Linked DNA regions of Homo sapiens: region 1 is linked to region 2. Evidence: chromatin loops called from intact Hi-C (ENCODE). Cell type or tissue: mammary epithelial cell. All regions are shown on one strand. Each heading gives the region's core, and the rest is flanking DNA. Links, peaks and the distances in the headings are about the cores only. Region 1 holds the start of LOC105377104 (a long non-coding RNA gene). Region 2 overlaps ABHD6 (abhydrolase domain containing 6, acylglycerol lipase).

Evidence for each region. Hi-C counts contacts between places; a loop is a spot of excess contacts. Peaks named below come from ENCODE experiments on the same cell type or tissue, not always from the same donor. Only the 100,000 strongest peaks of a DNase experiment are listed, where the experiment ranks them.
Region 1: a loop joins it to region 2, with 14 times the contacts of the local background. A loop is called at or near these places in 4 of 110 quality-filtered maps.

Annotation. Positions count from the first base shown.
Region 1 is chr3:57,956,085-57,968,683 of GRCh38, reverse strand. LOC105377104 (a long non-coding RNA gene) reads right to left here and starts at 9,406. Exons shown (of 4, transcript XR_940874.3): 1 at 8,751-9,406; 2 at 4,269-4,384. RefSeq lists enhancers at 5,740-6,692, 6,693-7,647, 8,350-8,907, 9,484-10,065. In mammary epithelial cell, for the core only: CTCF peaks have their summits at 4,776 and 6,518; DNase peaks (open chromatin) are centred at 4,663, 6,483 and 8,653; H3K27ac peaks cover 631 bases.
Region 2 is chr3:58,291,822-58,303,853 of GRCh38, reverse strand. It overlaps ABHD6 (abhydrolase domain containing 6, acylglycerol lipase), which reads right to left. Exons shown (of 10, transcript NM_001320126.2): 10 at 9,120-10,265. The coding sequence ends at 10,089. Among named protein-coding and RNA genes, the nearest start is that of RPP14, 8.4 kb to the left of the region's middle. In mammary epithelial cell, for the core only: a CTCF peak has its summit at 3,546 (motif pointing right); no DNase peak of the experiment used is centred there.

The DNA.
Region 1 (12,599 bases), core at 2,042-10,041, 340 kb after region 2:
GCCCCGTTTCGGACACGAGTCACAAGTCCAGGCCTCTGGAACCTCTGACTGAGCAGCTTCAAGTTGGGGTTCCCACAACCCCTTATTTGGGTTCAATTAATTTGCTGGAGCTCACAGAACTCAGGGAAACACTTTTACTGGTTTATTATAAAGGATATTACAAAGGATCCAGATGAAGAGCACGTAGGGCCAGCTACTGGGGAAGGGGCATGGAGCTCCATGCCCTGCCTGGGGCACCCTCCAGGACCCTCCCAATGTTCAGCTGTCCAGAAGCTCTCCAAACCCAGTCCTCTTGGGCCTTTTTCTTTTTTTTTTTTTTTTGAGACGGAGTCTTGCTCTGTTGCCAGGCTGGAGTGCAGAGTGGCATGATCTGGGCTCACTGCAACCTCTGCCTCCCGGGTTCAAGCGATTCCCCTGCCTCAGCCTCCTGATAAGCTGGGACTACAAGCACGCGCCACCACACCCAGCTAATTTTTTTGTATTTTAGCAGAGACGGGGTTTCACCATGTTGGCCAGGATGGTCTTGATCTCCTGACCTTGTGATCTGCTTGCCTCAGCCTCCCAAAGTGCTGGGATTACAGGCGTGAGCCACCACACCAGCCTTCTCTTGGGCTTTTATGGAAGCTCAGCATTCCTTCCCCCAGAGTATGGGGCAGGACCCTCTCTGGAATAAGGGTCTATGACCCAAGTGAGAAAGGTGGGGGAAGATTGGAGTCTTTCTTTGGGGCAGGTGAAAAGGGAGCAGGGAGCGGGAGAAGATCAGAGAGATTCTGTTTCCTGAGGCCTGTCCCCGAGGCCCAACACACCCAACATTCTAACAAAGGGAAGAATCAGGGAAGAAGAGATGCAAGACTCCAGAAGCACGCCAACATATAAAACCCCACATCAAAGGTCAAATCGTGCACTTGATCTCTCAAGACGCCTGCTTGGCCCTCTTCCAGGTGTACTTTACTTCCTGTCGTTCCTGCTCTGAAACTTTTTAATAAACTTTCACTCCTGCTCTAAAACTTGCCTCGGTCTCTCCTTCTTGCCTTTTGCCCCTCAGTCAAATTCTTTCTTCCGAAGAGGCAAGAATTGGCGATGCTGCAGACCTATACAGATTTGCCACTGCTAACATGAGGAGGTGACACTTGAGAGATGTAGTGGTTTGAATTATGGTTCCCAAAAGATCTGTCCACCAGGAACCTCAGAATGTGACCTTTTTTGGAATAAGAGTCTTTGTAGATGTGATTAAGGTAAAGGACCTCAAATTGAGATCATTCTAGATTAGCATGGGCCCTAAATCCAATGGTAAATATCCTTACAACAGACAGAAAAGGAGAAGACCATGTGAAAATAGAGGCAGAGATCAGAGTTATGGAGCCCCAAGCCAAGCAATGCCAAGGGTTGCCAGCAGCCTCCAGAAGCCAGGAGACAGGCAAGGAACAGATTCTCCCTCAGGGTCTGCAGAAGGAATTAACCCTGTCAACATCTTGATTTTGGACTTCTGGCCTTCAGAACTGTAAGAGCAGATTTCTGTTGCATTAAACCACCAAATATGTGATAATTTGTTTTGGCAGCCCTCGGAAGTTAATGCGAGACCTAAACAATGAGAAGGAGCTGGCTCTAGGAGGACCTGGTCATAGAGTCTTCCAGATAGAGGGAACACAGGCAAAGGCCCTGAGATTAATTACTTCACTGATTCTCAGCCCTGGCACAAGGTCTCATTCTGTCACTGAGGCTGGAGTGCAGTTGCACAATCACGGCTCACTACAGCCTCGACCTCCCAGGCTCAAGCAATCCTCCTGCCTTAACTCCCTAGTAGCTGGGACTATAAGCATGTGCACCATGCCCAACTAAGTTTTGTATTTTTTGTAGGACAGGGTTTCACCATGTTGCCCAGGCTGGTCTCAAACTGCCAGGCTCAAGCTATTCATACACCTCAGTCTCCCAAAGTGCTGGGATTATGGGCGTGAGTCACTGCACCTGGCCCACTAGAAATGTTTTTTTCTTTCTTTCTTTCTTTTTCTTTTTTTTTGAGACAGGGTCTCACTCTGTTGCTCAGGCTGGAGTGCAGTGGCAGGATCTTGGCTCACTGCAACCTCCGCCTCCCAGGTTCAAGTGATTCTCATGCCTCAACCTCCCAAGTAGCTGGGACTACAGGTGCCTGTCACCACACCTGGCTAATTTTTGTATTTTTAGTAGAGATGGGATTTCACCATGTTGGCCAAGCTGGTCTTGAACTCCTGAACTCAAGTGATCCACCTGCCTCAGCCTCCCAAAGTGCTGGAATTACAGGCGTGAGCCACAGTGCCCAGCCTAGAAAATTTGTTTAAAAGCTCCTGATGCTCATCTCTACCCCAGAACAATTAAATTGGAATCTCTGGAAGTGGAGCCCAGGCATCAGTATTTTTGCTCCCCAGGTAATTCTAACATACAGACAGGAGTCTTATTGCTGAGTTTCCTGATTCACAATCTCCTTAAGGCAAAATCAATTCATTAAAAAACACTATTATGCTAGGCGTGGTGGCTCACGCCTGTAATCACAGCACTTTGGGAGGCAGAGGTGGGCAGATCACCTGAGGTCAAGAGTTTAAGACCAGCCTGGCCAACATGGTAAAACCCCATTTCTACTAAAAATGGAAAATTTAGCTGGGCGTGGTGGCACACACCTGTAATCCCAGCTACTTGGGAGGCTGAGGAAGCAGAATTGCTTGAACCCGGGAGGCAGAGGTGGCAGTGAGCTGAGACTGCACCACTGCACTCCAGCCTGGGCGACAGAGCAAGACTCCGTCTCAAAACACAAAAACAAAATACTATTAAATTATTATTATTATTATTTTTTGAGACAGGGTCCTGCTCTGTCGCCCAGGCTGGAGTGCAGTGGCGGGATCTCGGCTCACTGCAAGCTCCGCCTCCCGGGTTCATGCCATTCTCCTGCCTCAGCCTCCCGAGTAGCTGGGACTACAGGCACCCACCACCACGCCCAGCTAATTTTTTGTATTTTTTAATAGAGACAGGGTTTCACCATGTTAGCCAGGATGATCTCGATCTCCTGACCTCGTGGTCCACCCGCCTCGAACCTCCAAAGTGCTGGGATTACAGGTGTGAGCCACCGCGCCCAGCCAAAATTATTTTAAAAAGAGAGAGAGATAGAGTCTTGCTCTGTCACCCAGGCTGGAATGCTGTGGTGGACTCTCAGCTCACTGCCACCTTTGCCTCCAGGGCTCAAGTGATCCTCCTGCCTCATCCTCCCAAGTAGCTGGGACCACAGGACCAGCTAATTTTTGTAAAGATGCGGTTTCGCCATGTTGTCCAGGATGGTCTTGAACCCCTGAGCTCAAGCGATCCACCCCACTTTGGCCTCCCAAAGCACTGCGATTACAAGCCCAAACCCACTTTCCATTGACAGCAAATGGTCACTCCATGTAGCAGTGGTCTGGGAAATACATTCTGGCTGGTGCCCAAGAAGAGGAGACCATGGATGTTGATGAATACCTTGGGTTCTGCCAGACTATTGCCATTAGAATTCTGTTTTACAGATGAAGAAAGAAAGTAAGTCTTGACTAATAAGTGGAGGAGCCAGGGATTGAACCCATGTCTTTCTGACCCAGAGCCACCCACTTACCTGTAGACCCACAGCCTCATGAGTGGGTGGTGATTCTGCTGCACCTGGCATTTGCCCTTTGCCACCTGTGGCTAGGTCACATTATTCATACACTGTCCTTTTCCATGGACCATATTTCCCCTCCAGAGGTGAAAAGCACAGCCCTCACTCTAATCAAGTCTTTTTTTGTTGAGACGGGGTCTTGCTTTGTCACCCAGGCTAGAGTACAGTGGTACAATCTCGGCTTACTGCAACCTCCCTTCCTGGGTTCAAGCAATTCTCCTGCCTCAGCCTCCCTAGTAGCTAGGACTACAGGCATGCGCTACCACGCCCGGCTAATTTTTGTATTTTTAGTAGATACAGGGTTTCACCATGTTGGCCAGGCTGGTCTCGAACTCCCAAACTTAGGTGATCCATCTGCCTCGGCCACCCAAAGTCCTGGGATTACAGGCGTGAGCCACTGCGCCTGGCCTCTAATCAAGTTTTTAATGAGGACCAGTATCTGATAGGAGTGAGGGACAGCATCCTTCTATAACCCATCCCCATCACCGGAATTTCACTCCTGTCTGTCCTGGGTTTTGTGGGGAGTCTGGAAACCCTCACACTCTGTCTCCTAACGAGAGAGAGCAGAAAGCCCACCCCAGGACCTTATGCGGGGCCCTGGACAGACCCCAAAAATCACCTTGAATCAGCCAGAGAAGAGCATATGGCTGTCAGCAGGATGGAAGCAGTAAACCCTGGGGGTGCTGGAGAGTGGAAGTCAGATGGACTCATCAGGAGACCCAGGCCTGGGATCACCTAAAATAGAAATATAAAAAGGGCCAATGTGTAGTATACATTGCCATGGGCTGGGCCCTTTATATGGGTTGTCTGGTTCAATACTCATGACAACCAAGTCAGTGTCATTATATTATCACCCCCATTTCACAGATGGGGAAACGAAAGCACACAAGGAGGCTGTGTCACTTGCCCAAGGTTAGGTAGCTGGAAATAGGCAGTGTTGGGACTTGAGCCCTGACATGTCTGAGCCAAAATTCTTACATATTCCACGGATTCTACCGCCTCCCTGGTGCTGGGAGCTGAGCCCAGGCAGGCGAGGGGACAGGAAGACATAAGCGTGCACTAGACAGTCCTGCCTCTGTGAATAACACAGATAACCGCAGGCTGAGGCCGTGGGACTTGCCCAGGTCCTACCTGGTTCTGTGGCCTGGAAAGTCACCCCCTACTGTTAACCCTCTGGCACATGGAGCAACTTTGTTTTTTTGCCCTAGCACTCAAGAGATCAATGATTGGAAGAGACCTTGGTGTGGGGTTCAGGAAACAGGGACCCACATTCTGAACTTCCATATCCCCACCTCACTCCCACCCCAGCCTTCCGTCTTTATGGCTCCTAGTTCTCTTTGGGGACAGTTCTTGGTACAGAGTGTATGCTCAATAAATGGAAGTGTTAACAAACAAAGGAAAGAGGCAGAGCACGGTGGCTCATGCCTGTAACCCCAGCACTTTGGGAGGCTGAGGCAGGAGGATCGCTTGAGACCGGGAATTCAAGACCAGGCTGGGCAACATAGCAAGATTCTGTCTCTACAAAATTTTTAAAAAATTAGCCAGCCATGGTGGTGTGCACCTGTAGTCTCGGCTACTCAGGAAGGAGGCTGAGGCAGGAGGATGGATTAAGCCCAGGAGTTTGAGACTGCAGTGAGCTATAATTGCACCACTGTACTCCAGCCTAGGTGACAGAACGAGACCCTGTCTCAAAAAAAGAAAGAAAGAAAGAAAGAACGATAAAGGAAAAGATATGGTCTTTTCTTTCAACATTTTTTTTTTTGAGACGGAGTCTCACTTTGTAGCCCAAGCTGGAGTGCAGTGGTGTGATTGTGGCTCACTGCAACCTCTGCCTCCCGGGTTCAAGTGATTCTCCTGCCTCAGCCTCCCGAGTAGCTGGGATTACAGGTGCCTGCCACCACACCCAGATAATTTTTGTATTTTTAGTAGAGGCAGGGTTTCACCATGTTGGCCAGGCTGGTCTCGAACTCCTGCCCTCAAGTGATCTGCTGCCTCAGCCTCCCAAAGTGCTGGGATTACAGGCGTGAGCCTCCGCGCCCGGCCCTAAAAAATATCTTGGTTCACTTATTTCACCATAGTTTTCTTCTTATGTCACGTAGATGGTATGTTATATGATAAAATAACTTTCTCAGAGAGAAGAAAAACATCATCCTAAGTGACAAGAGCTTTCTATCAGTCTTTTTCTTTCTTGGTGGCACATAAAATAGTGCTGTGTTCTTGTGATCAATGACATCTTAGAGTCGATGAAACATGGCATGTAATGAGCACCCAACTACCAAGAATGAGAAGAGCTAACAAGCACTGAGCTCTTCCAGACAAAGAGCTTTACGTTCACTAATCTAAGTTAGAAAATTACACCCGGATGTTACTACTATTCCCATTTTACCAATGGGAAGATTAAGGCACAGAAAGGTCAAGGAACTTCCCCAAGGTCACCCAGCCAGTGAAAAGTAGAGCGGAGACCTGACCAGCAACCGTTGTTCCTGCCACGGCAGGAGTGCCAACCACCAGCCTACCTGCCTCCCAGCCTCCTACTCAATGAGTGAACAGAAGTACTGGAGCTATCATTTCCATTTTCTACACCTGGGGTGGTGATTTTCTCAGTCTGTCAGTGTTTATTGAGCACGTACTGTGTCTGGTGAGGGCTGCTCTCTGATGCCTCGTTGCTATCCCCTCACCTGTGGAGGGCAGAAGAGCACAGGGCCTAGCTGGTTCCTTCCCACCCTTTTATTTGGCACGAATCCCTCCAGGAGGACTCAAAGCCTAATCAGCTCCCAAAGGCCTATCTCTCTACTGTTGAACTGAGGATTAAGTTGCAACATGAATTTTGGAGGGAACATGAATATTTAAACCACAGCACCCCCTAAAGCATGTGTCAGGTATCATCGGCCCCATTTTATACAGAAATCCAAGCCCTGAGAGGTTAAGAAATCTGCCTGAAGTCACACAGCTTAGACATAGCAGGGTCAGGATTCTAACCCAGGTCCAGGGCTGGGGTGGTGGGAAAGACAATGGCAAACATGGAGACCTTGGAAGAAACCACTGGAAGGGGTCTGAGGGCATGGCAGGCCCACAGGCCCTCCTCAGAGGCAAATCCTTGCATGGGTACATTGGCTGGAAAGGAAAAAAACAAGAAGAAGGAGCAGGAAACCGCTGGGGGTTATTGAATGTGCTCCCATCTTCCCCTGCCCTCCCAGTGTCCACTGCCCACATTTCAGCAGACAGTGTTACAGCAGGTAGCCAGGCAGACATGAGCACAGCAGGAGAGGCCCCCACCGGGAATGTCAGGTGACCATCCCGCGATGGTCAGGCGCTGTATCTCTAAAATAATTGGTTGCAGCCGGCGCCAGAGAAAGGCAGTCTCCCAACAGAAACACCTGAACCTGGTGAGCAGCAGCTTCCAGATAAGATCTCAGGAGTTAGGCGAGTGGGGTCAAGCATGCGCACTAAGAGGCAAAACATCGGAGTTTGACTGGTATGACCTTCCTCTAGGAACCCTTGGCTGGTAAGGGAAAAACACCTCAGTGAGCATGAGTACGACCCCAGTAAACACACTGTGCATGGGGCCCCGCCCAAGCGCTGGCAAGCCACTGCGCATGCGGAATGCCATTGTATAAGACCCCAAGTCAAAGGTCAAAGTGTGCACTTGATCTCGCAAGTCGCCCACTTGGCCCTCTTCCAAGTGTACTTTACTTTCTTTTGTTCCTGCTCTAAAGCTTTCTAATAAACTTTCACTCCTGCTCAAAAACCTGCCTTGGTCGGGCTGGGCGTGGTGGCTCACACCTGTAATCCCAGCACGTTGGGAGGCCAAGGCGGGTGGATCACTTGAGGTCAGGAGTTCGAGACCAGCCTGGCCCAACATGGTGAAACCCCGTCTCTACTAAAAATATAAAAAAAATTAGCCAGGAGTGGTGGCAGGCGCCTGTAATTCCAGCTACTCATGAGGCTGAGGCAGGGATCTCTGCTCACTGCAACCTCCACCTCCCGGGTTAAAGAGATTCTCCTGCCTCAGCCTCCCAAGTAGCTGGGATTACAGGCGCCCACCACACCTGGCTAACTTTTGTATGTTTTTTTTTTAGAAGAGATGGGGTTTCACCATGTTGGCCAGGCTGGTCTCAAACTCCTGACCTGAGGTGATCTGCCCGCCTCAGCCTCCCAAAGTGCTGGAATTACAGGCATGAGCCACCGTGCCCGGCCCTAAATCAATAGTTCTCAACCAGGGGTGATTTTGTCCCCCGGGGACATATGGCAAGGTCTGGAGACATTTTTGACGGTCACAGTGGAAGAGGGAGGAGTTGCTACTGGCTTTTAGTGGGTAGAGGCCGGGGATGCCGCTAAACACCCTACAATGCAGAGGACAGCCCCCCTCAGCAAATAATTATCAGCCCCAAATATCAATAGTGCTGAGGTTCAAAACCCCTGACCTAAACTAAGACACTGAGTGGCTCCTTCTTGGTGATGACCCTCTAGCATCCTTGGCCTGACAAGAATGGCCTAGCAAAGCCTGGGTGTGGAAAGACTGGCTGGGTGAGGAGCTAGCCCCCGGGTGGCTGGGGTCTCATGGCTTTTGCCTGCCTCCACCTCTTCCTCTTCCATCTCCACCTAATCCATGTGGGGCTGCTGGCTCGCCCCACAGCAAGATCCACTGAGAGGGTAGGCAGGCTATGCTGGCTTGGCCGATAGCAAACTCCCTCTCCAGACCATGGTGACTGGTTCAGGGATGGCAGGTGACTCAAAACAAACCAATCAGGATTTTCTCTGAGACTTCTCAGCCAGAGACTCTTTCCACTAGGGCCAGAGCTGGTGAGATGTGAACTTGGGGAGTCTAGTGGACACCTTGGTAGCCGTGGAAGAAGCAACATCCAAGCTGACTGATCAGTGCTGAAAGGGCAGAGTCCTGCTGATACGTGGCTCAGCGACACGAGCCAGAAACTTCCCTTTTTTGGAATTGCTTTGCTGTCTTGACTAATAGGGTCTCTCCCACTGGGCTGGGAATTTCCTGTTCTTTTCTCTTATCCCGGAGCACCACGCCCTGCTCCCCATTTAAGAGCCTGGAAGAGGAGCCCGCCCAACTGCTCATTTATGAACTCAGGTTACTCACTTCATAACCGGCTGTGGAGAACACCTGATCCAGTCTCTCGTCCCATCACGCAGGTGATGGAACTGTGGCTGGGGAGGAACCATTTTCATCTTGGTAGAATCTCTTGGGCAGTGGTTGGCTCGGGCTCCTTTGAGCGCCCGATGTAAGCTCTGCACAGCAGCCAGGGGACCCACAACCCTCCTGACGCCACCCCGTCTGGCCCTGTTCTCTCTCTCTTTTGGCTTTTCAAGGGAGTGAATTATGATTTTGGACTGGGCTCGAATCCTGATCTGTTGCTTCCTAGCTGAGTGAACCTGAGCAATTTACTTCCTCTCTCTGAGTCTCAGTTTCCTCTTCTGCAAAATGTGGACAGTGAATAACACCCACGATGAGCCCTGAGGGCCGTTGTTACTGGGGTGAAGATGAAAGGAGATGGTGTAGGCAAAGCACTCATTCTAGTGTCTCGCACATTTGGGGAATAATATATTCTGGAAGTGTTTTCTGCTTGAAAAGTAAAGAAAGAGGAGACGCCCTGGGGTGAGGAATCCTCCCTCTGTGGCCAGCTGTCAGGAGGCGGATGTGGAGGCTGGACACACTCCCACGGTGGCCTCCCAGCGGCTGGCCTGTCGGTGATGGGTGGTGCAGGGCCTGGTGTTTGGGGGCTCCCCCAGGCACACCCAGCCCCCCACCCTGGTGAATCAACCACACTGCTTAAGCCACAGCAAAACCAAGTCACTTCCTGGCGGTCCCAAACAAAGGCCTAGAACCCACAGTCCAGGAACTGGCCCCTTATCGCTCCTCAGGCCCGATAAGAAGGGCAAGAGGGTCTGAGTCGGCCAGGAGTAGCTCTTGCAGGACTCTCCCCTGGCCTTCTACCTGCACCTTAGCCCACCCTGGGGGTTCAGGCCCTCCCCTTCTCATGGCGCCCCCACAGGCATGCTGTCCCGTGTGCCCACCATGCAGCCCCTGCACCATCTCCAGAAGAAACCAGTTAAAGACTGCCAGGAGCAGCAGGCCATGAAGTGGGCACTCCCCAGAGCTTATCAGATAGGCAGGCTCTTCTGGGCCCCAGGAAGTGGGGCAGGGGACAGAAAAAGAATGAGGAAGGAGGGACAGAGAAAAGGTGAAAGGAGGGTTGGTGCCACGCCCTCCCCTGGAGGCCCCACAGAAGGAGGTCCAGTTGCAGCCTCCTGGCTGGTCCCCTGTCCTCCCACTCAACACCACTGGGAGCTGACCATCCTCCACCCCATAGCTACAGCCACTCTTTTTTTTTTTTTCCTTTTCTTTTTTGAGACGGAGTCTCGCTCTATCACCCAGGTTGGAGTGCAGTGGCGCCCACGCCCAGCCGAGCCACCTTCTTTTAAGCCACATCTGCTTGTCCCACCCTTGTTCAGAACCCTACTGTGAGGCTGGGTGCGGTGGCTCACGCCTGTAATCCTAGCACTTTGGGAGGCTGAGGCAGGTAGATCATTTGAGTTCAGGAGTTCGAGACCAGCCTGGCCAACATGGTGAAACCCTGTCTCTACTAAAAATACAAAAATTAGCCAGACATGGTGGCAAGTGCCTGTAATCCCAGCTACTAGGGAGGCTGAGGCAGCAGAATCGTTTGAACCTGGAGGTGGGGGTTGTAGTGAGCCAAGATTGTGCCACTGCGCTCCAGCCTGGGCAACAGAGCGAGACTTTATCCCCACCACCTGGCCAGGTGTCTTACTCTATTGGGGCTGCTATATAACAATAGAACATAAACTGGGAGGCTTACAAACAATAGAAATTTATTTCTTACAGTTCTGGAGGCTAGAAATCCAAGACTAAGGTCCCAGCAGATTCTATGTCTGGTGAGGGCCCTTCCTCATAGGCAGTACCAGCTTGCCATGTCCTCACAGGTGGAAGAGGCTGCTAGCTCTCTGAACATGATAAGGGCACTAATCCCATCCATGAGGGCTCCACCCTTATGACCTAATCACTTCCCAAAGGCCCTACCTTCTAATACCATCTCCTTGGGGCTTAGGGTAGGAATTTTGTGGGGACACAAACGTTCAGATTATAGCACCAGATTTTCTTCTTTTCTAATTTTTTTTTTTGAGATGGGGTCTTGCTCTCTTGCTCAGACTGAAGTACAGTGGCAAAATCACAGCTCACTGCAGCCTCAACCTCCCAGGCTCAAGGGATCCTCCCACCTCTGCCTCCTGAGTAGCTGGAACCACAGGTGGACACCACTACACCTGGCTAATACATATATATATATTTTTTTTTTTTTTTTTTTTTGGCTCACTACAGCCTCCACCTCCTGGGTTCAGGTGATTTTCTTGCCTCAGCCTCCCAAGTAGCAGGGATTACAGGCACATGCCACCACACCTCGCTAATTTTTGTATTTTTAGTAGAGACAGGGTTTCACCATGTTGGCCAGGCTGGTTGGTCTCGAGCTCCTGACCTCCAGTGATCCACCCACCTCAGTCTCCCAAAGTGTCGGCTAATTTTTAAAAATTTTTTTGTAGAGATGGGGGTCTCACTATGTTGCCCAGACTAATCTCAAACTCCTGGGCTCAAGTGATCCTACTGTCTCAGCCTCCAAAATGCTGGGACTAGAGGAATGAACCACCACGCTAGGCCAGCAAGTGGTCTTCTGACTCCCAAGGCCTCATTCCTTCCATGCTCCTAAATGGAGCTACTCACAGTCCCTGGGTCTCAAGCCTCTGGGTCTCTGCTGCTGGGACCCAGAAGAAGGTGAGTCTCAGCACTTGCTGGGTGAGTGGGTGGAAGTTTGCAGGAAGTCTTCCTGGAGGAGTGGCATTTTAGTTATCCTGGTGTTCTGACCCGATTGGGAGAGGCAGAAGAAAAGAAGGTCAGGTGATTCCCAAATAAGCCAATTTGCCCAGCTCTCACCTGAGCAAGGTGACTGGCCTCTTTGCAGGCAGGGAGGTCTAGTGGAAAGAGCAGGAAGCTCAGTGCTTACCAGCTACGTTACCTTGAACAAATGTCTCTCTGTGTGTGAGCCTCTGTTTCCTCCTCTGTAAAATGGGCTAAGGCTGCCCATCAGGGCTGCATACATTTATGCAAAGTGTGTAAATGCCCAGCAGGTGCTCCATCCATTCCATCCAAGATGGGAGTTTTCTCCAGGGCAGTGTCTTGGCTGCTTCCCTGGTCTAGGTCAAAGAAAGGGCCAGGATTGGAGAAAATGAAGCTAGGCCAATCCGGATTTTCCAGCTGTTCCTGGCTGCTCCATGTGGCTGGAGGAAGGAAATTCTCTGTACAAAGACAGGAAGGCAGAGGTGCTCCTGTGGCAAAGACAAAGCTCACAGTGGTGCCTGGTATGACCTGAAGGTCCAATGCACCTTTGGAGCCGGGCACAGAAACCACAGCAGAGGCTCCATCACCCTGGCATCCCTCATCTCCTCCAAAAGCATCGGGGTATCACAGATGGGGAAACCAAGGCCCAAAGAGGATATGAATCTACCCTAGGTCACATAAAGGCCATGGCTTCCAATTCAGCTCCCCTACCTCTTCTTTTTCAAGTTCAGAATCACTGAGGATGTCCTATAAAGTACCTAAAAGACAGTAATCTCTCACTGATTGTGGTTTTAAGAGAATTCATTTTATATGTACAGTCATGCATTGCTTAACAACAAGGATAAATTCTGAGAAATGTGTCATTAGGTGATTTCACCATTGTGTGAACATCATAGAGGGCACTTACACAAACCTAGATGGTCTAGCCTACTACACCCCTAGGCTAAATGGTGTAGTCTATTTCTCCTAGGCTACAGATCTGTATAGCATGTTACTGTACTGGATACTGTAGGCAACTGTAACACAATGGTAAGTAATTGTATATTTAAACATCTAAACATAGAAAGGGTAAAATAAAAATAT
Region 2 (12,032 bases), core at 1-8,000:
AAAGAGATGCCTTTGAATGATAAAGACAAAAAACTTGTTTTTTGGCTGGGTGTTGTGGCTCAGGCCTGTAATCCAGCACTTTAGGAGGCCGAGGTGGGCAGAACACCTGAGGTCAGGAGTTCAAGACCAGCCTGGCCAACATGGCGAAACCCTGTCTCTACTAAAAATACAAAAATTAGCTGGGTGTGATGGTGCGCACCTGTAATCCCAGCTACTCGGGAGGCTGAGGCAGGAGAATTGCTTGAACCCAGGAGGCAGAGGTTGCAGTAAGCTGAGATCACGCCACTGCACTCTAGCCGAGATGACAGAGCGAGACTCTGCCAACAAACAAAACAAAACAAAAAACAAAAAAAAACTTTTGTTTTTCAACTAAATTTTATATTAAAAAATCGTTTTTGGACAGTGTCTCACTGTCACCCAGACTGTAGTACAATAATGTGATCATGGGTCACTGTAGCCTCAACCTCCCAGGCTCAACCGATCCTCCCACCCCAGCCTCCCAAGTAGCTGGGACTACAGGTGCATGCCACCATGGCCAGCTAATTTTTAATTTTTTTGTAGAAACAGGGTCTCACCATGTTGCTCAGGCTGGTCTTGAACTCCTAGGCTCAAGCGATCCTTCTGCGTTGGCCTCCCAAAATGCTGGGATTACAGGTGTGAGGCACTGCACCATGCCTAAATTTTATCTTCTGAATAGGTACTGTAGGCTTACAGCATACATTTCAAATGACATAAAGGGATAGATATTAAAAAGTGAGTCTCCCTTCCACCTCTTCCCCTGTCAGCCTCTCCCCTCTCCAGGAGCAACAACTAGTATGAGTTTCTTAAGTGTCCCCTGAAAAATATGATATGGGGGCTTTTACCTCTTGACGATGTATCTAAAATTGCTCCAAATCAAAACACACAAGGCTGCCTCAGTCTTTTTTTCTTTTTTTTTTTGGAGACAGGGTCTTACTCTGTGGTCCAGGCTGGAGTACAGTGGTGCAAACATAGGTCACTGCAGCCTCAAACTCCTGGGCTCAAGTGATCCTCCTGCCTCAGCCTCCAGAGGAGCTGGGACTACAGGCATGTGTCACCACACCTGGCTAATTTTTTTGATTTTTATTTTTAGAGAGGGGATCTTGCTATGTTGCCCAGGTTAGCTGCCTCAGTCTTTATGAAAGTTACCCTGTACTGCATTGGGTGGAGCCAGTTAGTTCTTAAGAGGACCATTTCAGGTACCCTCTGTGTTTCAGAGCAAAGTTGTTGGGGTCGGTCTCTATTTTATGTCCCTGAAAGGTACGGCAGCCAAGAATGAGTTAAGTCCACACTTCCCCTCTGCTGTGTGGCTCCCCTCCCTGCCTTACTTATTGGTGCCAAATGGATTTTTCTAAAGCTGAGGAGCTTTCTCAACTTGGGGAAGAAAAGGCAAGAGAGAAGGGTCCAAGTGAGATTCCAGTCCCCCTGTTCTCCATTGATTTAATGGAAAACACCCCCTATGTCAGCAGATTGTGGAGATAGGACAAAGGAAGTGAAAATGATCAGAAGTTAAAACCTATGGAACTGTAGCCATTGTTTCTGTTTCGAGAATAAGATCACATAGTTTAGGGAGATTTGCCAAGTACCAGCTAACTTGCTCACATTATTCCATCAACCATGCAATGTCACTATAATTACCACTTTTCACAGATGAAGAAAATGAAGCTAAGTCATTTATCTAAGGTGGTGAGAGGCTCCAGAGCCTAAAAAGCTGCATTCCATCCCTCCCATGTGGAAGACCAGTCTGGGAGCTGCTCCTTTGAGGCAACTCAAGTGTCATCAACTCAAGCGTCATCTCCAAACAAGAAACTCTGAAAAGCAGGCAGTGCTTTAGAATCCCTAGAAGCCAAGCCTGAGAGAGAGACCCTCACGGAAGTGATTTACTGGGAGATGGCCCCCAAGTGAAATCTGTAAGGGAGGAGGGAAGCAAGATAGGGCAGGAGAAGAAGCCAAGCAAAGATGTGGATTTGAAACCGGTCCAATCATCCCACAGAACTGATGCTTACGGTTTCTTTTGAGTATATGTAGAGATTGACCTTCTCATCTTAAAATTTGAGAAGTTACATTTGTCTTATCTGAGTTCCTTTCTCAGTAAACCAACCATGAGGCTTCCCAGGTAGTATCAAGGAGCTGAAACTCACCAGATCACTGCATTTGGACAATGACAGTCCAGACCCTTCACCCTTCATGACTGCCTGTCTCCCACGACCTGCTTTCTGTTGACCAACTCCCCTTCCTTATCCTTCCCTGATTCCTGTTTTCCTGCATTTGTTATATTTCTGCTGTATAAACTCCTAATTTTAGTCAGTCAGGGAGATGGATTTGAGACTGATCTCCCATGTCCACAGCAGCAGCTCTCAAAGAAAGCCTTCTTCCCTGGCAATATTCATTGTTTCAGTGATTAGCTTTCTCTTTGGTGAGCAGCAGGACCTAGAAGCAACACTTGGTGTTTCAGTAACAGATTCAGCTGAGTCTAGCCTCAGCTGGATCCCATGGGGAGTCCTGGAGCATAAATGATACTAAGGAAGCTTCTAGGCTTTGAGGCAAGGGGGCCAAGCCTTCTATAGGTGTCATTGGCTGCTACCTATAGGGTTGCCAGATTTAGCAAATAAAAATATAGGATAGGCCAGGCACGGCGGCTCATGTCTGTAATCACAGTGCTTTTGGAGGCTGAGGCAGGAGGATTGCTTGAACCCAGGAGTTCTTACCCGTATGTATGTGTGCAAATGCACAGAAATCCCAGTGGACTGACTGATGGGGGAAGGGTGGGGCTGTGCAGAGGGTGTAAGAGACTTTCATTTTTTCAGCAATCTTTTTGTTTGATTTTTTTTTTTGAGACAGAGTTTTGTTCTTGTTGCCCAGGCTGGAGTGCAATGGCACAATCTCAGCTCACTGCAACTTCTGTCTCCCAGGTTCAAGCTATTCTCCTGCCTCAGCCTCCCAAGTAACTGGGATTACAGGCATGCACCATCACACGGGGCTAATTTGTTTTTTGTTTTTCGTTTTGTTTTGTTTTGTTTGAGTCGGAGTTTCGCTCTTGTTGCCCAGACTGGAGTGCAATGGCCCGATCTCTGCTCACCTCCACCTCCACCTCCTGGGTTCAAGCAATTCTCCTGCCTCAGCCTCCAGAGTAGCTGGGATTACAGGCATGCGCCACCACGCCTGGCTAATTTTGCATTTTTAGTAGAGACAGGGTTTCTCCATGTTGGTCAGGCTGGTCTTTAACTCCCAACCTCAGATGACCTGCCTGCCTCGGCCTCCCAAAGTGCTGGGATTACAGGAGTGAGCCACTGCGCCTGGCCTAATTTTGCATTTTTAGTAGAGACAGGGTTTCTCCATGTTGGTCAGGCTGGTCTTTAACTCCCGACCTCAGATGATCTGCCTGCCTCGGCCTCCCAAAGTGCTGGGATCAGGTGTGAGCCACCGTGCCCGGCTGTTTGATTTCTTTTAAAGTGACAGCATCATTTTGGTAACACTAATAATTATTAAATAAAAAATCAGGACCTGCTACTTACGTAGTTAGGCACAAGAGGGAGCTGTGGACCACACCTATCTTGTTTGTTTTTTCTCTGCAAAAACAAGCAAAAATACAGAATTCCCAGTTAAATTTGAGTTTCAGATAAACAATGAGTGGGACATCTTTATACTAAAAATGTATTTGTTGTTTATCTGAAATTAACATTTAACTGGGCATCCTGTATTTTATCTGGCAACACTTGGACATAAGAGGAGAAAAGGTATAGCTTCGCAGGCACCTCCAGTCATCTGAGGGTGGCTCAACTGGGCAGCCAACCCAGCAGGTGGGGGGTGGATGCAGCAGTCAGTAAAGGGGACCTGGGAAGGACATAAGCACACCCGTTTCGGGCAGGAACTCTGGGGGCAGTGCACCAGACAATGGTAAAAAAGACTAAAAGCCCTTTCCTAGACCATCAAAACCACCCCCATCACCCAGGGAACAGCAAGACAGCCTGGTCCCCTGCCCCAGCACCCACCCCTCTGCCAGCAGCTACTGGAGGACATCTTTTCTCCTTCAGTCATTCCCCTGCTTGTCTGGGGGTTATAGCTGGAGCCATGCTGTTTAACTTTGTCTCACCCAGCATTTCTGAACTGTATTTAAATGACGGAGGAAACTTTCCTTGGAAGTGATCTTAGAAATCTCCCTCCTAAAAAAATGGCTCCAGGGCCCCAGGAAGGGAGATTTTGGGGAGGGGATAACGACCCTGTAATAAAGCAGCCCGTTTCTGGAGGGGCCTTAAATCCTTTCTTCAAATTCAGAGACCTTCTCCTGGGGGTTCAAAGAGGTCCTTACAAAGAGATTTGTACCCCGTTTTCTCTGGAGGACTCTGCATCCCTGTTATAGGAACCTGAGGGCTCTGTGGGTTTGGACCTAGAAGAGCTCCAGGGAAAAGAGCAGGAGGAGTGGGCAACAGTAATGTCTAGCATAGCCCCAATTGTGTTATAAAAAAAAAATCCACAAAGCCAACCAGTTTTACACTGCTTACCCGTATGTATGTGTGCAAATGCACAGAAACCCCAATGGACTGACTGATGGGGGAAGGGTGGGGCTGTGCAGAGGGTGTAGGAGACTCTCCTTTTTTAAGCAATCTTTTTGTTTGATTTCTTTTAAAGTGACAGAGCATCATTTTGGTAACACTAATAATTATTAAATAAAAATCAGGACCTGCTACTTACATAGTTAGGCACAAGAGGGATCTATGGACCTATCTATATGCTGCGCCTTCCATGCTGGAAGAAAAAAATGCCTCCTCAGCCCACCCCCAAGGCAGGAGAGCCGGACCTAGAAAGCAGGCTCCCATCCCTTATCTGAAATCCTAAAAAAAAAAAACAACTGGAAACCAAGTATCTTCATCCAGCGCCAATGCTTAATCTGAACTAAGGTGAGGCTTACAGCTTTTGTCCCACTTACTGTGGCTACACATACATTGCATGGCAGAAATACAAATGCATTTATTTGACCATGTGTGGTGGCCCCAGACCCTGCAGAGGGCATCACATGATACATGGTATACACACTGTGATACCTTTCCAGGTCGAAACGCTTCTGAATTCAAATCACGTCTGGCCTGAGAGCTTTGGGGAGGGGTTGTCTTGGCAGCCACCTTTCCAGTTGTCCTTCAGGAAGTCACCTGCCCCCGACCCAGCCAGCTTTGGCCTTTGGTCATTGGAATTGTTACCCCCTTACTGCCCCTACGAACTCTTCCTTCTTCCACCCCCTGCTGCAGCTCCTGGTATGGCCTCAGATGCCTGTTCATTGCCTTGAGGATTTAAAGACCCTAAGATCCAGAAACCAATGAAGGGAAGGTTCCTCCAGGAGCCAAGAGAGAGGGACTGTCCTGTTGCTGAAAGGAGACCCGAGCAGTCACCTGTCCTCTCCCTCTGTCCCTCTGCCAGACTAGGCTGATGATGGTCACAAGACTCTCCTCCCACTGCCAGCACAGGCAACCCCAAGTCCACACCCTGGTTGGTACCAGCCCCAGGGAGCAAATACTGGGCCCCAGAGCCCTGCGGCAGCTGGGGACACCAGAAGAGCCAGCCCCAGGACTGTCACCTGGCAGGTAATTTGAGGATATCTCCACTGCCCTATCTGTGACCAGCCCCGTCCCTCTAAAAAAAACCCTCTACTTTTTTGTCTCCTTTCAGGAAATGGAGAAATTGCAAGAACAGCACCCAGTTTGGGGTTGGGGAGGGAGAAAAGGCTGATGAGAAGGTCCAGTCTGTGGTTGAAGGGTGATGCTGGAAGAGCTGAAAGGTGATGGCTCCTCCAAAGCAGAAGGCTGGGGCCTGCACGTGTTAAAATCTGCAGCCACCATTTTAGAACGGTGGTAGTTACCTAAGCAACCCATGGTCCTAAGAACAATATCCAGGGCTTGGAAAGTAAATAAGGGGGCCTACATTCAGCATTTATTATAAATATTAGACCCAAAATGTGTTTGAAGGCAGGTATAGCCCCTGGCCAGTAAGCAATCCCTTTAAAAGATGCCTGGGCAGACCCCAGCAGAGCTTCAGGGCTGGCTTCTGAAGCAGCAGCTAGGAGCAGTCACATTTGTTTTTCTTTTTTTTTTTTTTTTTTTTTTGAGACAGAGTCTTGCTGTGCTGCCCAGGCTGGAGTGCAGTGGCGCAATCTTGGCTCACTGCAACCTCCACCTCCCGGGTTCAAGCAATTCTTGTGCCTCAGCCTCCTGAGTAGTTGGGACTACAGGTGTGCACCAACATGCCTGGCAAACTTTTTGTATTTTTAGTAAAGAAGGGGTTTTGCCATGTTGGCCAGACTGGTCTTAAACTCCTGACTGCAGGTGATCCAGCCGCCTCAGCCTCCCAAAATTCTGGGATTACAGGCGTGAGCCACTGCACCTGGCCAGGCCACATCTCTTGACTGCTTTCCATGCCAGACCCCAGAGAGGCAATGAGACTGAGCCGAGACTTCTCCCAAAGGAGAATATTGTTGGGAACAAACAACACTCATATCCAGAGTATGGGGGCAGGGAGAGGATATCAGCAAGGTGAACGAGCCCTTCCAAAGTAGATGACACACCAGTCCTGGTTGTTAAAGAGGCTGGAGTGGAGAGGGCAAGCTGTCCCTGGATATGTCCTTAGCAGAATGATGTCGGAATTCAGGTGGGTTCTGTTTCCTGTCCAGCAGGAGGCTGGGCAGTTGGAAGTCCTTAACTATGATGAATGAACAACCGGGTGACCTTCTTCAATGGGGGCTCAAGCCAGGAAGGGTGGCCCCAGCAATCTACGGCTGAAGCTGCCACACACTGGCCTGGTCTGGGTGAGCCAATGGAGCCCCAGGTGGATTGGTAAGGTATGTGGGACAGCTCCTGCCTGAACAGGTAAAAGCATTGTTTTCACGTGTTACCATTACCTTTAGTTATATACCGAGAGGCTTCCCTCTCCTCATAAGCTGTGTGACCTTGGACAAAATACCACTCCATGCCTCGGTACCTCTGCTGAAAAACTGGCACAGTGTCATATGTACAGGGCTGCGTGAAAACACTTAGAATAGCCCCTGGCACATAGTTTAGTCCTCCAGCCTGGCCTAACATACGTTCTGAGAATTTCCTCTGGGCAAAGCAACAAGAATACTCACTGGGGCTCAAATGGAAGATACAGGCTTACACAGGCAGTCTCATCAGTTTGATGCATTTGTTACATCACTCACTCCTAGTGTTACCTCTGTCCAGGACAAGGAGCCCAGACTGACTGCAAACTGAGTTCTCACCACTGCTTGTCCTTCTTCAACACCTGACCAGGAGGGTCTGCCCACAGCGGCCCTGAAGGCCCCAACTCCAGGCAGTGAGATCGAGAGACCAGCTGCAGCTGTGATTCCTGGGGCTATCCATTGTTATTTCAGAAGTTCCTGGCAGTCTTTCAGGGGGTGCTGTGATGAATGAGTACTTTCTTCTTCCCGACTGTCATCAAAGGCACACACCATAGAGCCCAGGGGGTGTGTGGCAAGGGGGACTCAGAGCTGGCAGTAACCAGCAGGCTCGCTATAGTCACAGAGGCAGGAAGTGAGGCACAAGGGTCTTCCGAGTGCACCCAGAATTGCAGCACCAAGCGAGAACCTGAAAACCCACCTTATAGTTCAAAATGACTCTTTCATACTCTCTGCTCACAACTTGTAGTCAGTGCTTTCTGGTGACAGCAGAGGAGATGGAAGCTGTGTCCAGATGCAGAACCTGCCTACTGTCCTGGGTTCGGATGGATGGCACACACCCCGCCTGAATGACCCCATGGTGGGCACAGTTCAGGGACTGCTTTTGATGTCATCTTTAGCTGGTATTCAACCCAGAGCATAAGAGTTCCTGTATCCTGTACGGTTTCTGATCTGAGGTACTTATCCCAGGTCTGGGGCTTCCTCATTGATCCTGAGGAAACCATCTCTCATCACCTAGGCCCACCAACACTGAACCCCTCTCCCACTATGCTCAGAATTCTTGGTGAATATAGGAAATTGGAACAAATAAAATGTCTAATATCTACTTTCTTTTCTACTTCATTGATTTTTGTTTTTGTCTGTGTTTCTTCCCTCTAATTTGCTCTGGCTTTGATACTATTTATTTTCTCATTTCTTGAGCTAGAAGCTTAATTTATTGATTTTTCTTTCCTTTTTTCTTTTTATATAAGAGATGGGGTCTTGCCATGTTGCCCAGGCTGGTCTCAAACTCCTGGGCTCAAGCAGTCCTCCCGCCTTGGCCTCCCAAGGTGTTGAAACTACAGGTGTGAGCTACTCCACCTAGCCTCTTCCCTTCTAATATACGTATTGAAGCCTATGAATTTCCCTCTGAGGCACTGCTTTAGCTGCAGCCCAGCTTGATGTCATATTTTCATATCTTCTTCTTGTTTTTAAGCTCTAAGTTCCATTCTTCTCTGGTAAACTGAAATATTCAAACACAGTCCTGAATTCAGATTTAAACTGTAAAGTTTATCTCACTTTATTCCCAGAATGACTTGGCTGTAGATTTTCTGTAAAAAAAAAATTGGAAAGAGTGAAGCTCCTGGGGAGTTTAGGGCTCCTAAATCCTACAGAAAGAGTCAAAAAGAATATTTTGATGACTCTTGCCTTTTTTGATATACAATTTCCAGTGAATTATTATTATATTATTTTGAGATGGATTTTTGCGCTTATTGCCCAGGCTGGAGTGCAATGGCACAATCTCGGCTCACTGTAACCTCCGCCTCCCGGGTTCAAGCGATTCTCATGCCTCAGGCTCCCAGGTAGCTGGGATTACAGGTGTGTCCCACCACGCCCAGATAATTTTTGCATTTTTAGTAGAGATAAGATTTTGCCATGTTGGCCAGGTTGGTCTTGAACTCCTGGCCTCAAGCAATCGACCCACCTCGGCCTTCTCAAGTGCTGGGATTACAGGCATGAGCCACTGCACCTGGCCTTTGATATACAATTTCAACTGGATAAAAATTGCAAACATGATTCCTTAAACCTAATAAATCATCCATGCAAAGACTTCCAAAGCCTGTTAAACAAGCCTTATTTTAAAAAACACATTTTAAAGTTAACAGAAAATCTGCCAACATTGCACCTAATTAGGAGTTCAGAAATAGAAACCACCTGCATGTTGCTGATCTAGACTTATTAAATTTATTTCATGTCATTGTGGTCACTTTTACAGCTGTTTAGACTTATTTTCAATCACATTACTCTTCACAGAATTCACAGAATTCATTAACTAACTAGTATGTTACATCCAAGGGTTCTTAGTAGCACATTGAAATAGAAAAGAGGCCCACGAGTTGTTGCTTGTGTGTGGAACCTGAGTCTGATTACTTAGACAGATGTCTAGAACATTATTGCTTTATTAGGCCTATTTTTAAAAATAATAAATTATTCCTAGGAAACCCACCCTGCCAGGTGCTCATTCTGCGACTGCTGTGGGTTCACTCAGAACATACCTGACTGGTGGGTGCTGAATGAACCTCCCACCCATGTACCCTGCTGCTCCGGACGCTCTGAGGGCTAGAGCAATGCCCCTCCATGCGTGTAAACATTTTCTACAGCTTGCCACTTTCCTCCCTGGTCTTGCAGCCAATGGGCTGCAGTCATACATGGGTCTCTATGTAAAACTTAAATTAGACCTAAACAACAGGGTTCAGCGAATGAGGACTAATGCTCCTATAAAAGCCACTGCCCATGCAAGGGAATACACCTGATGCAACAAAAATATCTTGAGTCTCCAACTATAAGGAATGTCTCAAAGAAAATGTCCTTGATTTAATTATGGTCCAAGGTGGCTGCTTTGCACAAGCTTCTCAGTGACATGAACTTGAAGACTTCATGGTAGATTTCATGGCTGGGGTTTCTTATTTTGTTCCATATGAGTTTCTATTTTGTGAAAAATATCTTGGAGGTTTTCGCGTGGTCCCCAAAGCTCTGGGGAACCGTGGATACCAGGGATAAGGGACGGGCTTCCTCAGGGTCACTGGCGCTCCGACCGCATTTGGGGCAGGATCCCTGAGAGTGGTGGCTGCGTCAGACTTGGGGGATGGGAGCAGATGCTGTGTGCAGAATGCAGGCTGCAGTCGGGGCCTCAGTCCAGCTTCTTGTTGTTGTCTGTGTTGTGCACAGAAGCTAAAAAGTCGATTATGAGCTTGGCTGTCTTCCTGGGTCTTTCCATCACTACTGAGTGCCCACAGTTTTCCAGAAGCTCCACCTGGCAGTTGGCAATTGACTTGGCCAACATGTCTGCCCCAGACACATCCAGCACCTGCTGGGCAAGAAAGGGAGCTGGATGATACACAAAGATTCAGACACCCACGTGTGCACTCTGTGGACAGAACTTCCACCAAGGCCTGGCAGGGGTCAGTGGGGCAGGAGGATGTGAATTTTAGGACCAAGTCCCTTTGGTGTTGGGGCTTGTGGCTGTCTGAATGGAAGTAACCATGATGCCTCCTGTTTTATTCTGCAACTCTGTGCCAGGAGTTGGGCTGATGTCAGCAATACTGAGGTAGAAAACAAACGTTCCTTGCCCTTGAGGAGGTTATGGTATGGTGGGGAAGTCAGAGAGCACAGGGGATGAGCAGGGTCGAGGGAAGACCTCGTTCCTGAGTCCCGGGAGAGCAGAAAGGGGACAGGGGAGGAGCATTCACGGATGTGGGAATGGCACAGGGTGGGAGATCATGGCGAGTGCAGGGGCCACCAAGGAGCACGGCGGCTGAGACACCAAGCACATGGGCAGTGGGGGTGGCATGGTGGGGAGAAGGGGCAGAGAGGAGGGCGCTGCTCCTACAGCCACACGGACCATGGGGAACCACAGGCTGTGTTAAGGTGAGTGACTTGATCAGGCTGGCCCTGTGGCTGGTTAGGGCAGCCCAAGCTGTAGGAAGGATGCAAGAGGGGAAGGCTAATTATCACAAGCTGGGGGTATCTCTTTATTTGTTGAAAAGGAGTTTCACTCTTTCGCCCAGGCTGGAATGAAGTGGCGTGATCTCAACTCACTGCAACCTCCGCCTCCCAGGTTCAAGTGATCTTCTGCCTCAGCCTCCCCAGTAGCTGGGATTATAGGTGCCCGCCACCATGCCCAGCTAATTTTTGTATTTCTAGTAGAGATGGGGTTTCACCACGTTGGCCAGGCTGGTCTCGAACTCCTGACCTCAGGTGATCCACCTGCCTCAGCCTCCCAAAGTGCTAGGATTACAGGCCTGAGCCACCGCACCCAGCTGGAGGTCTCTTTGAAGGTCCTCTGGGGATCCCCAGAGCTGTGTGTTTCTTGGCTCTAACCTCTGCAGATATGGGGAATGCTTTTCCAACATGAAAGCCAGAACTTTTCCAGGGCTGATCCTTTTCAAACAACTCATTTCCTCTCCTTTTCCTCTGGGTTCCCAGCTACTATGCCAATCCACCTCCATCTTTTTCCCCAACATCCTCCCTCAGAAGTGGATCCGCATTCACTCCCCTTCTCTTAGCTGCCTTTACCTTCAATTCATCCTAGACAAGAGGGCCCCTCCTCCCCATCCTTAACGGCAAAAGCAAAAGCCCCAACAAACTCAAGCACCTTCTGTGTCTTTGCTCTATTCTCACCAACTCAAATTATTAAAACCAAGATTTTCTGCCCACTGGGGAGTTAAGGTAAGACGATGCCTCAGTCAAGGAAAAGAGTCCTGCAGGGCATCCCTGGACCAGGAAAAGGAACAGCTAATGGGGAGCTTAACAGCTAATTCCAGCCAAGGAAATGGAAACCTCTGCCTTGTCACTCACTCACAGCTAAGGCTGCCACGGCAACCCACTGAGCAGGAATAACACCCAGCTACTGTGGAAACACTCAGAAGAAACGCAGATGCAGTCAATAGGTGAAAACAGCATGAAAAAGTGGAAACTCCCAACTGAGTGTCTTTTTTTGTTTTTTTGAGACAGGGTCTCGCTCTGTTGCACAGGCTGGAGTGCAGTGGCACGATCATGGCTCACTGCAGCCTTGACCTCCCGGGCTCAAGTGATCCTCCCACCTCAGTGCCCCCCAGGTAGCTGGGATGACAGG